Regions from separate parts of the Homo sapiens genome. Here all the other regions are linked to region 1. A link is an interaction called in ENCODE POLR2A ChIA-PET data of the cell type or tissue named here. Cell type or tissue: K562. All regions are shown on one strand. Each heading gives the region's core, and the rest is flanking DNA. Links, peaks and the distances in the headings are about the cores only.

The links. Peaks named below come from ENCODE experiments on the same cell type or tissue, not always from the same donor. Only the 100,000 strongest peaks of a DNase experiment are listed, where the experiment ranks them.
Region 2: POLR2A ChIA-PET joins it to region 1 with 5 read pairs; 3 of 35 experiments call an interaction of 5 or more read pairs at or near these places.
Region 3: POLR2A ChIA-PET joins it to region 1 with 5 read pairs; 18 of 35 experiments call an interaction of 5 or more read pairs at or near these places.

Annotation. Positions count from the first base shown.
Region 1 is chr2:69,581,431-69,585,173 of GRCh38, reverse strand. The region is part of intron 2 of AAK1 (AP2 associated kinase 1); the gene reads left to right. Among named protein-coding and RNA genes, the nearest start is that of AAK1, 60 kb to the left of the region's middle. RefSeq lists a silencer at 2,063-2,357. In K562, for the core only: no CTCF peak of the experiment used is centred there; DNase peaks (open chromatin) are centred at 2,213 and 2,643.
Region 2 is chr2:69,529,035-69,532,777 of GRCh38, reverse strand. It overlaps AAK1 (AP2 associated kinase 1), which reads left to right. Exons shown (of 22, transcript NM_014911.5): 6 at 616-737; 7 at 2,072-2,153; 8 at 2,638-2,770. Among named protein-coding and RNA genes, the nearest start is that of SNORA36C, 11 kb to the right of the region's middle. In K562, for the core only: no CTCF peak of the experiment used is centred there; no DNase peak of the experiment used is centred there.
Region 3 is chr2:69,637,119-69,640,861 of GRCh38, reverse strand. The region is part of intron 2 of AAK1 (AP2 associated kinase 1); the gene reads left to right. Among named protein-coding and RNA genes, the nearest start is that of AAK1, 4.7 kb to the left of the region's middle. In K562, for the core only: no CTCF peak of the experiment used is centred there; no DNase peak of the experiment used is centred there.

The DNA of each region.
Region 1 (3,743 bases), core at 676-3,175:
CATAGAATAGTCTCTTCTTATAATCCTCGATTAAAGCTTGAATTTTTATGTAGTTTTTTTGGATAACACTTATCTGGACCTCAGTTTTTGAATCTACAAAATGATAATTTGGGTTTATTGTGATGAGGAAATGGGAACATGTATGTAGATGACTTTTCTTCACTGTAGACTATTCATACAGATATGAGATGGGTATGAGACCCAGGATCCCTAAAAACAGATTGGTAAGAAAGGCAGTGTAGTTGTTGGGCAAAGGGAACAGTGATTTTTAGAGTGTGGAAAGCTCTAGGAGAAGGAGGGAGACCAGAGTGGGGATGCTGCACTGGAAGTGAGGTGGAAGGCTTTAGATTTCCTGGTGAGTAATCGAGGTCTCTGAGTGCCTGGGGTTGAAGGTTGAGGGAGTTCAAAGACTTGATGCTGACCTGGGATCTTACTGAGACCAGTCGCTGCCTGTGTGCGTGAGGATACCACCTTGTGCAATCTAGTTCAATGGTGTGTCACCAAGAGCCTGACCTGACACCTAAATGTGACGTAGTGTCCCTTAGAAATCATGTCATGTGATGTAACGTTTAGCTTGAGTCCTGTATTAGAACCAGTGCAACTGGGGATTGGCTTGAGGCAAGTTCCCAACTTGAAACAAGTTGGGAAACCAAGGCACCAAGAGAAAAAGTTACCCCTACAAGTCTGGACTATTCAAAACTGAAGCTGAAAGCAACCTTCTGACTCTGACTTTCTTATACTCTTACCCCATTTCTTTTCTTTTATCAAAACATGGTATTACCAAGTTCCCAAGAGCGAATTATAATTAAAGTAACCACAGTGTAAAGCTCATCAACCCAGAGTCTCGGAATGAGGTGGAGAGAAGCTAGTTAGAGAAGAGGTATTATGTAATGACCTAATTATGAGGCCTGCCATCTGCTTAGGAGTCACGCCTGCCTGGTTAGGATTCCCTGATTGTGTTTTTTAAGGAAGATGCTAGATTGTTAAAGGGGGTAGGGAGAGAAGGTAACTATACCAGAATCATTAGGGCCTTTCTTGAAGGAGGCGGGTGGGTTTTGCGGGGAGGGAGATGAAGCAGCCATGGAGGGCTCCTAAGCAGATGTTCCCCATTAGCTTGGAGAGCAGTGTAGAAGGTTAATTATTCTGTAAAAGAGGTTCCTTATTAGGGAAGGGTGGTCAGGTGAAGCTGGCTATCAGAACATGGCTGATACCCCAGGTTTACCTGGAGAGACAACTAAGACATTTTTTTTCCATTCAGGGGAAAGAGTGAGAAATCCACTTTATTTTTTTAAGTGGACATTTTGTGCTGTGGATGAAGATCCGTAGCTTGAAAAAATATCCAGAAACTTGAAAAAGTGGAACGAAGTCAACTTAGAATAGAAACACAAACCACAATGCTCATGGCACCTAGTGAGTTGCCTCTAAAGGGACTCAGGGCCAAGAATCAGATGAAAAAATTGTACACATATCAAGAAAGTGGCAGGTGAAGAGAGTGAGTCTTTGGACCCACTAAGGGTATAGCTCTAATGCTGAACGGGCTCTTTGGACTTTCAGCCATGAAGCCGAGACCCAGGAGGATGTGGACACACTGCTTGTACTGCTTGTACAGTAGACATACAAGGAGTGACTTTCAAGGAAATTATTAAACTTCCTGAACACTCTTTCAGAGAATCTTTAACAGAAAATCTCTTTGCCTTCAGGTTTCAAAAATGTGCCTATATTAGGGAGATCAGAGTGATTGGAGCATAAAGAGTGAATATCCCCAAGGAAGTAATGCTTCCCTAATTCCTGCCTCTACTTCCCACCTGTCAGGGAGCTTCTTTTAATTTACTTCCATCCTCTGCTCACCACCACACTCCAGTGTGAAAGCAATGTTGTCTTTTAAAGAATTAGTAATTCAAATCCCTGTATAGAATTTCGGAGGTTATTTGGTGTATTTCATATCCCTGAAGAATCACCAAAATGTGGCAAATGTCCAGCTCCAAAGGTGAGAGATGTTTATGTCCCTCACTTTCACTTTATAAATAAGGAAACTGAGGGCCAGTGAAGTATAGTGACTTGCTCAAGGTCATAGCTTGTTATTTGTGGAACTTGGACCACAACTAGGCCTCCTGACTCCTGATGGTTCTTTCTGTTGCCTTTTGGTATCTCTCACGTGGAGTTTTATTTGAATTGCTGCCAGGAGTTCTGTGGCTGTGGCAGTTACATATGATCACGGTGGGTGTAACTGCACAGTCAACAGATATAACCCTGTAGGGGTAATATGGGGCTCTCACTGGTGTCTTAACTTCCAGCAACAGAGTCCTCAGAGCTCCAGGGAAGAGTTTTGAGATGCTAGACATCAGCATTCTTTCTGTAAGTTTGCAATGACTTTGGAACAGAAAATTTTATTTCCACATCTGAGTCTGTCTCTTCTCTTCCTTTTGACCACCACTTCTTGTTGGACACTGTTTGTGGAGTGTGGACTAACCTTGTGTCTTTCACTTGATTTTTTTAACATTCAAACTTTTAGCTTGAGCAGACAGCTGGCAAGAGGTTTCTCTGTAGAATATTGAATAGCCATTTAGAATGTGGGTTATGATGTTCCGCCCTCACCCCCCAGTAGCAGGTCTTTTTAGGGGACAGGAATTTGCAAAGTCATTAGCTTCCTTCCCCAGACCAAAAGAGCCAGCGTGGGCAAACTTCCTCACCACCTCTCCCACCCCGAAACCACTGGTAGGGTTTATTTAATTTAGTCTTGTGCATGTGTGCACGCACACACACGCGCACACACACGCACACACACACGTGCACACACACGCACACACGGAGGTTTTTCATGTATAGAGATACTCTGATTCTATTCTAAGTGTTCTCAGTATACTGCAGTTTCTACTTCTTATTTCAAAGAGATCTGAAATATGTCCTGATCCTGGGACAGTGGTTCCCCAAACTGGCAGATGATCTGTGTTGTCTGTGAGGCTTTTGTAAAAAATAGATCCAGGGCCCCACTCAGGCTTGCTGAATCAGACTCTATCAGCATTTAGCTATTTATTTACTAAGTACTTTATCAGTGATGTAATACATATTTTGTAAATTAGGTACTTAATAAGTAGCTTATGAATTTTACAAAATGCAAAAGCCAAAATTTGTCTTTAAAAAAATATTTTTCACACGACACTGATTTATCTTCAAAAATGCACTTTTTTTTTTTTAAAGACAGGGCACTCTGTCACCCAGGCTGGAATGCAGTGACGCAATCATGGCTCACTGCAGCTTCAACCACCTGGGCTCAAGCAATTCTCCCACCACAGCCTCTTGAGTAGCTAGGACCACAGATGCGCACCACCATGCCTGGCTAAGTTTTTAAAAAATTATTTTGTAGAGACTGGGTCTCGCTGTGTTGCCCAGGCCGGTCTCAAATTCCTGGGCTCAAGTGATCTTCCCACTTCAGCCTCCCAAAGTGCTGGGATTATAGGCATGAACCACCATGCCCAGCCCAAAAAAGATCTATTTTTAACCTAAAGAAAGTGTTTTGCGTCAATTTTCAACCTGTTATCATAAATGTACATTTTTAAATTACTCCCTTTTTTGAAGCCCTGAATTAAAACGTTGCTCTGCAATTTAGCAATCTCATTTGACACTCGGCAGGTGGGCCAGTCCATTTTCAAATGGGCCATTTTCAAACGTATTTAGAGAATACTTTTCACTAGTCATCCTTATATTATTGCAGAAAAAAATACATTCACTCTACAATGCCACAC
Region 2 (3,743 bases), core at 819-3,318, 53 kb after region 1:
ACATTGAGAAGTAACTGAAACATAAGCAATATTAATTCTGAATATCCTAACCTAGTGTAGTAAAGACATTTATATAGGTACTTATAAGGTCCAAGTGAAGTAATTCACATCATGAGAGAATGAAATACTGAAGGACAATAGGGAAAGAGTGACATTTTATCTGAGTGGGAGCCTGAAAGTTTCAAAAAGGACATGGCATTTGAACTGGGGTTTGAAATGAGATTTTGATAGTTGGCTAAGGAGGTGGGGTTGTGGAGGGCATCCTGGCCTAAAAGAAGAGCAAGAGCAAAGGCACAGGTCAGAGGCTTGAAAGTATGAGGATGGTTTCTGCAGAGGTGAGAAATGTGGCTGAAATTTACAAAAATGGCACTCTTGCATCCCCCACCGTGGAGTTTCCTCTTTTTTCCCTCTCCACCCACTTTTCCCTCTTACTCTGCATCTCCTGTGTTCCACTTGGGATGACCCCTGTTGAGATACTTGGAGAGGAATAACTTCCCTGTGCACATTAATGAGACTGCCAGAAATAAAACGTTTATTTATGTGACTGTGAAACCAAATTTTCACGTGCATTACTAAATGATATCTTGGAATGGGTGGTTGGGGAATGTTTTTCAGGTTGAAAACATCCTCTTGCATGACCGAGGCCACTATGTCCTGTGTGACTTTGGAAGCGCCACCAACAAATTCCAGAATCCACAAACTGAGGGAGTCAATGCAGTAGAAGATGAGATTAAGAAGTAAGCTTTTTCTCCTTTCATGGAGTTTTGTCCACAATCAGATGAGCAACTTTACCTTCAGCTTATGGATGAGAAGGTCAGGGTGGGGAGAGAATGGTGATAGTCAGTTGTCCTTCATCTCAGAGCATCATGTTTACAGTTGGGTTGTTTGACTTTAAGTGAAGAATGAGGAGGGGGTTTACAGGCATACATCAGAGTAAAAGGAAGGACTCTTAGAGCACTTTATCAGTGGTCCTGTGGTCATTGTACATAGATGTTTTGATTTATGATGTCACAGAGCCTATAAAAAGCTGAGAGGTGCACACACCGTAAAAGTACTAGCATGTTTTTAAGTATGATCACAACAACCATGACATTATCAGTCAAACAGATGTGCTTTTTACTGAACCCTAAATTGCTCCTTTCTTCCTGCTCATAAGGCGATCTAAGTGGAAATAATGGTGAGTAGGTTATTAAAGTCTCTGCAGATACTGAATCACAGACTTTCATGATAAAAAGCTTCTTTAGATTTGTGACTCCAATAAGAGCCTGACCCATTTTCTCCTCATGTCCACAATGTTGGATTTTTTACAGGCAACAGCACTCGCTATTACTACTAATAAGTCAACAGTCTAGCCTGCACACCTACATCCTGATCTTCTCTGTCCTTTCATGCGTCACCCCAGACAACCATGCCCGGGGCAAGAAGAACCTGATCGACCCAAGGCCCTGAGGGATGCCTAGACGTGTCCCATCTGGGATCTAGAGACTAAAGCATCATAAATCACATGCTTGGTAACACCAAGACACTCACTTCGAGGACGTGCTTATACTACTTTTTTCTGGAGCAAGAGATAAAACTGTTATTTCAGCCTGATTCCAGGAGCAAAGAGGAAGGGCTCTTGATTCCATCCACTCCTCACCCCAGCCAGGGCCCACTTTCTGCTCTTCTGCAGAGTACCACAGTCAGTATTACATCTCTGTGTTGAGCCACATGTAAAGGCCATTTTTAAAACAACAAATTGACAAAATATAGTATCAGTATAAGAATTTTGAGAAGATTTTGTCATTTGAGGACCCAAGAAAAGTTGCTTTTAGAATTTATTTAATGCATTAGTGTCTGAGTCCCCACATGTTCTTAGACTAGGAGGACTGCTGCCAGAACGCCTTGGTGTGATGATATGATTGTACCAAGGACAGCCTTTCATTTTATCTCTACTAATATTTCATACTCTCTTCTGCAGATTGCTCCCAGGGATTCTGTTAATGTAAAAAGAAAAAAAGTATTTCTGCTGCTCCTGGTTTTTAATTATAGTATTGACATATTTAATAAAAAATGAATCTCTTGATTGTAGATACACAACGCTGTCCTATCGAGCACCAGAAATGGTCAACCTGTACAGTGGCAAAATCATCACTACGAAGGCAGACATTTGGGTAGGTGTCAGGTAACCTATCCATACCTCAGATAGCAGCAGTCTTGACTGTGAATTCCCAAGGTTAATGCACACAGCGCTATAGCATGGTGGCTACTGTACCATATCATGGTCTACTTACCCCTCAAGGTTATTCTTGATGTGAGAATACCAGCCACTGCTTCTTGAAGCATGATAAAGAAAATTACTTCCAAGCTCTGTGAAAATTATTTAGATTTTTTTTCATGTATATGTTACTGGTTCTTAAGAGCAAAACAGGTAAATACTTATTATTTACTGGAACACGATTTGGTAATAATGGTAGAAATAATGTAACTCAGCTGCTAACAGTGGTGTTGGGTTCTAAAACTCATGTTTCTAATACATTAATAGTCTATAGTTTTTGTATCTGCTAGTAAATGTGGATGGTGCCAGTTTCTCATTAGATCCATTTAGAGTCATGATAAATAAGCCACTAGTAGCAATCTGCTATCTTTATTTTTTAGGCTCTTGGATGTTTGTTGTATAAATTATGCTACTTCACTTTGCCATTTGGGGAAAGTCAGGTGGCAATTTGTGATGGAAACTTCACAATTCCTGATAATTCTCGATATTCTCAAGACATGCACTGCCTAATTAGTAAGTATTTTAAGTTTCTAGTTTCATATTTTTATTTCTAATCACAAAGAATGAATTGGGGGATAAAGGGATTAGATTCCAGGAGTAATGAGTTAGATGCAAAGGTAAAGAAATTAGTTGATAATGATTGGGAACTCAAAGACAATGTAACTGTCTAGTTAGAGTGGTGGGTCTTTTTGCTAGAAATCTGAAGTTCTGTTTCACACCTGAGCCCAGCCACCCAAGCAGAAATCCTAACTGCCTGGAGCAGTATAGTGCTTCTATATTCTGTTGCAGTCTCTATGAAAGCTCCGGTACCAAAGGAGTCCAGCTGACTCATATCAAGTGATAAGAAATTCATCTTTGCAAAACTGGAAGCAACTCAAATGAAAATGATTGCAGTACATTCACTGGAGTGAATAGATAATTAAGACTATATAACTCCGTGGAACCAGGTTTTTCTTCTCATTTAGGTTAATCACTGGATTTTGATAACATGCATCTAAACTCAATGCTTTCTTAAAAATAGTCTTAAGATTCCCCACTATTTGGTATCATCATAGCAAGCATATGTACTAACATTCATTAACCAGATGGTAGAATAAGTAATCTTTAAAGAAAAAAAAAAGAATAATATTTGCACAAAGCCCCTATACTAAAATGCTAAAGAAGCAGAGATTTTTATCATCTTTCCACATTGGTCAAGACTCTTAACATCTAAGTTTTAACTGTTATGGATTGATTATAAATCCTGAGTAACCCATTTGGGTCCTGCATGGGGATACACTGGAAAAAATAGAAGCAGCAAATGTGGGTGGAGCATCTGACATTTGTTGAGGGCCTACTTATACCTCATTTAATTCTTAAAATCCTTTATGTATTAAGTGTAATTATTCCCATTATGCAAATGAGGAAACTGAAACTGAGAAAATGTAGGTAACTTATCCACTTAACATAGATACAGCTTTTAAGGTGCTGCCCATTCCATTGTGCC
Region 3 (3,743 bases), core at 819-3,318, 56 kb before region 1:
TCATAGAGATAAACTTAGGGTGCAGTGGCCCCCAGTTTTAGGGAGCCCAGGATTTCTGAAGGAAGTGACTGAAGAGTGAGTAGGAGTTAGTGTGGTGGCACCATGGGCAAAGACAGAGTAGCGAGAGAGAATGTCACGTAAAACTGGGTCTGGCTATGCGCCCTTTTTGTGTTCTTTGGCTTAAGTTGAGTTTGAATTTGTGGCTCTTAGAAGTATGTAGATATGTAGGAGCCAGTATACAAAGTATTTATGTAGCACCTACCAAGTCCAAAGACCCTATGAAGTTCTGAGATGGATGAGGGAGGTCTATAGTGTGATTGACATCTGCCTTTAAGGATCTGCCAATGAATTTGGGAAGATGAGGCATACATTCACACATACAGTAGCATGGTTACCAGCACTGTCTGTAGAGTCAGACAGATCTAGGTTCAAATTCTGGATCTGTTCTTTACTAGCTGTGGAACTGTAGGCAAGACATTCCAAACCACTCTTGAATCTCTGTTTCCCTGTGGCAGTGGTTCTCAAAGTGGGGCATACTTATCACCTGCGAGCTTGTTGGAAATGGAGATTCTCAGGCCTCACTCTGTAGGCTGTGGGTGTGGGGCTTAATAAGTTCCTGGAGAGATTCTGACGCAAGGTCAAGTTTGAGAACCACTGCTTAATGGGCTGGTCATGAAGATTAAATGAGGCAATATATATAATTAACATTTTCAGGTGTTCAATAAATGGTAGCCATTACTTACCAGCAACGTTATACATCATATGTATATATGTGGGGGGGGAGAGAGAGAGAGAGAGAGAGAGAGAGTGTGTGTGTGTGTGTGTGTGTGTGTGTGTGTGTGTGTGTTAAAGGGGAGTGGGAGCAATGTGAAAGCTAGTTGAGCTGCAGCAATCTGAAGCAATTCCTTTCCCCCATTGTTAGGGGACAGAGCCAGATGTTCTTTGCAGAGTCCTCACCAGCTCCTTAAAGGCTTAACAGACGTTTTGGGTAGCCATGCTCCTTCCCTGGACTCTCTTCTCTGTGAGTCCCCGAGTGCTGACTTATCTACAGTTCTAGCCAGAGTTGTTTAAGGACCACAGGAGTTGTACCCTGTGTGCCCAGAGCGGTGGCTAGGCAGTTTAGGGAGGAGTGGTGTGAGAGGCTTCAAAACACAGACCAGATTACCACCACATTCCGCTGATGATCTCTTTTTCTCTAGCGTGGGTATTGGTCTGTGCTTTTTCATAAGGAATTGCAAGAACCCCAAGGAGCAGGTGCTGGGTAAGACAAAAAGATGTCGCACTGCCATACCTCCCCTGGTAGCATCAGCCTTCCTGGCCTGGTTTCACTAACTAGTCCAGCAGGGGCTGTTTGGGGGAAGTGAAGGCTTTAAGTTATGAGTTTAGAGGAATATGGCTATTTCTAGGCTGGGTGCCAGGGAGAATATTTTCTTTCTAGCTTTCTCAGCAAAGATGCCATGATGAGAAGCTAAATCATGTCTAAGTTAATGGGCATATGATATCAAGGGAAGATTTGGTTTAAGCTTCCAGAATGAGCTCAATGGGAAAATTGGAGCAATGTTCAAAGAAGGATTGAGAAGCTGTGCTTTTATCATACTTCCTTAGCTATACGAGGACTTATATCTAAGCTTTAAACAATAAATGTTTATTTATTACTGTGTTGAAGACAACATTCTGGAACTATAAGGTGGACTAGATGGCTCCTCAGAACAGCTTTCTAATTTATATTCAAGGAATCCAGGTCCAAGGCTGATGAGAAGTACCAAATGTCCACATCAGTAAACTTTGATAATTTCTCCTACCTACAGAGCAAACTAGTAAGGCTTAAAAATGTGTGTGAAATCACCAAAAATTCCATTAAAGGCACATAATATGTTGGTGGTATCAATATGATACACGTACGTGCCTCTTTGTGGCAGGCACTGTATTAGGTTCCAGAGATCCTAAGATGAATGGGACACAGGCCTGACTCTTAACAGAGCTCAACACCTGAGATAAGTGTCCAGCACTTAAGCGTGGCCTTTGACATACATACCTTAGATGGTAAAAGATGTTATGATAAAGAGCCTGGGGGTGAGAGTTCATAGGTGACATGAAGTTTGAACAGGAATAGAAATTGCCCAGCAGATGTTCCAGATGGGGGTTACTCAGGACCTCTCAGGCTGAGAGAATAGTATAGGCAAAGTGGTGAAACAGCATGATAAATTTTGAGAATACTGACTAGTTTAGTGTTACCATTTTCATCAGTACACATTTCCTCCCCAGAATCAAGGAAAGAAGGACAGAGGACACGGAGTGGTAGAATGAAATTCTTTAAGTTGCTCCCTGGAGGTGCTTGCTACTCACTTTCTTCAGTGGCCCTGGGCCTTTTGAAAGACTGATGAATAGGTACCAAGAATGCACGGCTCCCCTCCTGTGCCTCAGCCCCGTGCCAATTGTGGGGAAAGGGAGCAGCGAGTGTCTGGGGAAAGAGTGGTCCCAGAAGGTTTGATAAGAGGCTAGAAGCTTAAGCAAAAGCAGGCAGGGAAGGGAAATGACCAGTGTTACCGAAAGGTATGAACAGGGGAGATATTGAAGGTGTTTGACCAGAGCAGAAGGTACATTGGAGAGAAAAGGAAGGACTAATTTTATGGAGAATCTTGAGTGCCAGGCAGAGAGATTTAGTTATAAGCACCTGAGACCTTCTCTTGACGCAAACACCAATTTGATCCCTCCCACTTCAGATGTCTTTGCCTGCTGGGAAGTCTGGTTTTTTAGAGGCAACTGCAGATTTTCAGGGGGTGGTTTGTGAATGGTGTCTTCTTCCTGGCTTTGGGCATGATGACGGTTGTAGCTTTGCTAAATATAGCCAAATCTAGAATTCAGAAATGAAGTCCAGAATAAGCAATTGCCATGGTCAAACTCTTTCTTTCAGTCTTTCTAACAAAGTAAAGCTCATTTAATAACAAATAATGATGAAGAGAGAGCAGCAGTTTCACGTGACTTTTGAGTGGGAGGGTATGAGGGGAGACATACACTTGTACCCTGGTAGCTAAAACGCCATGTAGAGTACACAAGAAAGGTTTGATAAATATTAACAAAACACACAAAAAATATTACTGCATCAGAGCCGTCATTTTAACTTGCAATATTTGAATGTTGACGCTTCGGAAAGGGGACTAGTACCACCTTCATCTTGCACCCTTTCAAGGATGCATGCCTTCTGAGCCTACTTATGAGGTAACTGTGACATCCGCATCTGAAAGAGAAAAAAATGATAATAATAGAAACGTATTGTCTATTAAAGTAGCATCTAGCACTGTGAGCTAGCAGAGACTTGCCTCCGGTCTATTTTATGGAGCCATATTTTGGTGTGGTGGAAAGAACACTGCATTATGAATTGGGAGATCAAGGTTTGTCAGTTCATTCACTCCCTTATTCAGTAAATGTTACTGAGCATTCATTATGTGCCAGGCATCATGCGGAGATAAATGAGACATGGCTGTGCCTTGAGGACCTCACAGTCATAGGATTTCAGATATGTGAGCAAATAGCTGCAGATGCTGCGCTGGAGTCATGTAAAAGAGCTGGGGAACAGACCCAAGGCAACAATTTTGTGGGTTGGGGAGTAGTCAGGGAAAGCTAAAGAAAGGTGACATTTGAGGTGTGTCTTCAAAAATGAGAACTTATTGCTAGATGGACAAGGTAGAAGAACATTCTAGGCAGAGAGAATAACATGGCCAAAGACACAAAAGCAGAAAAAT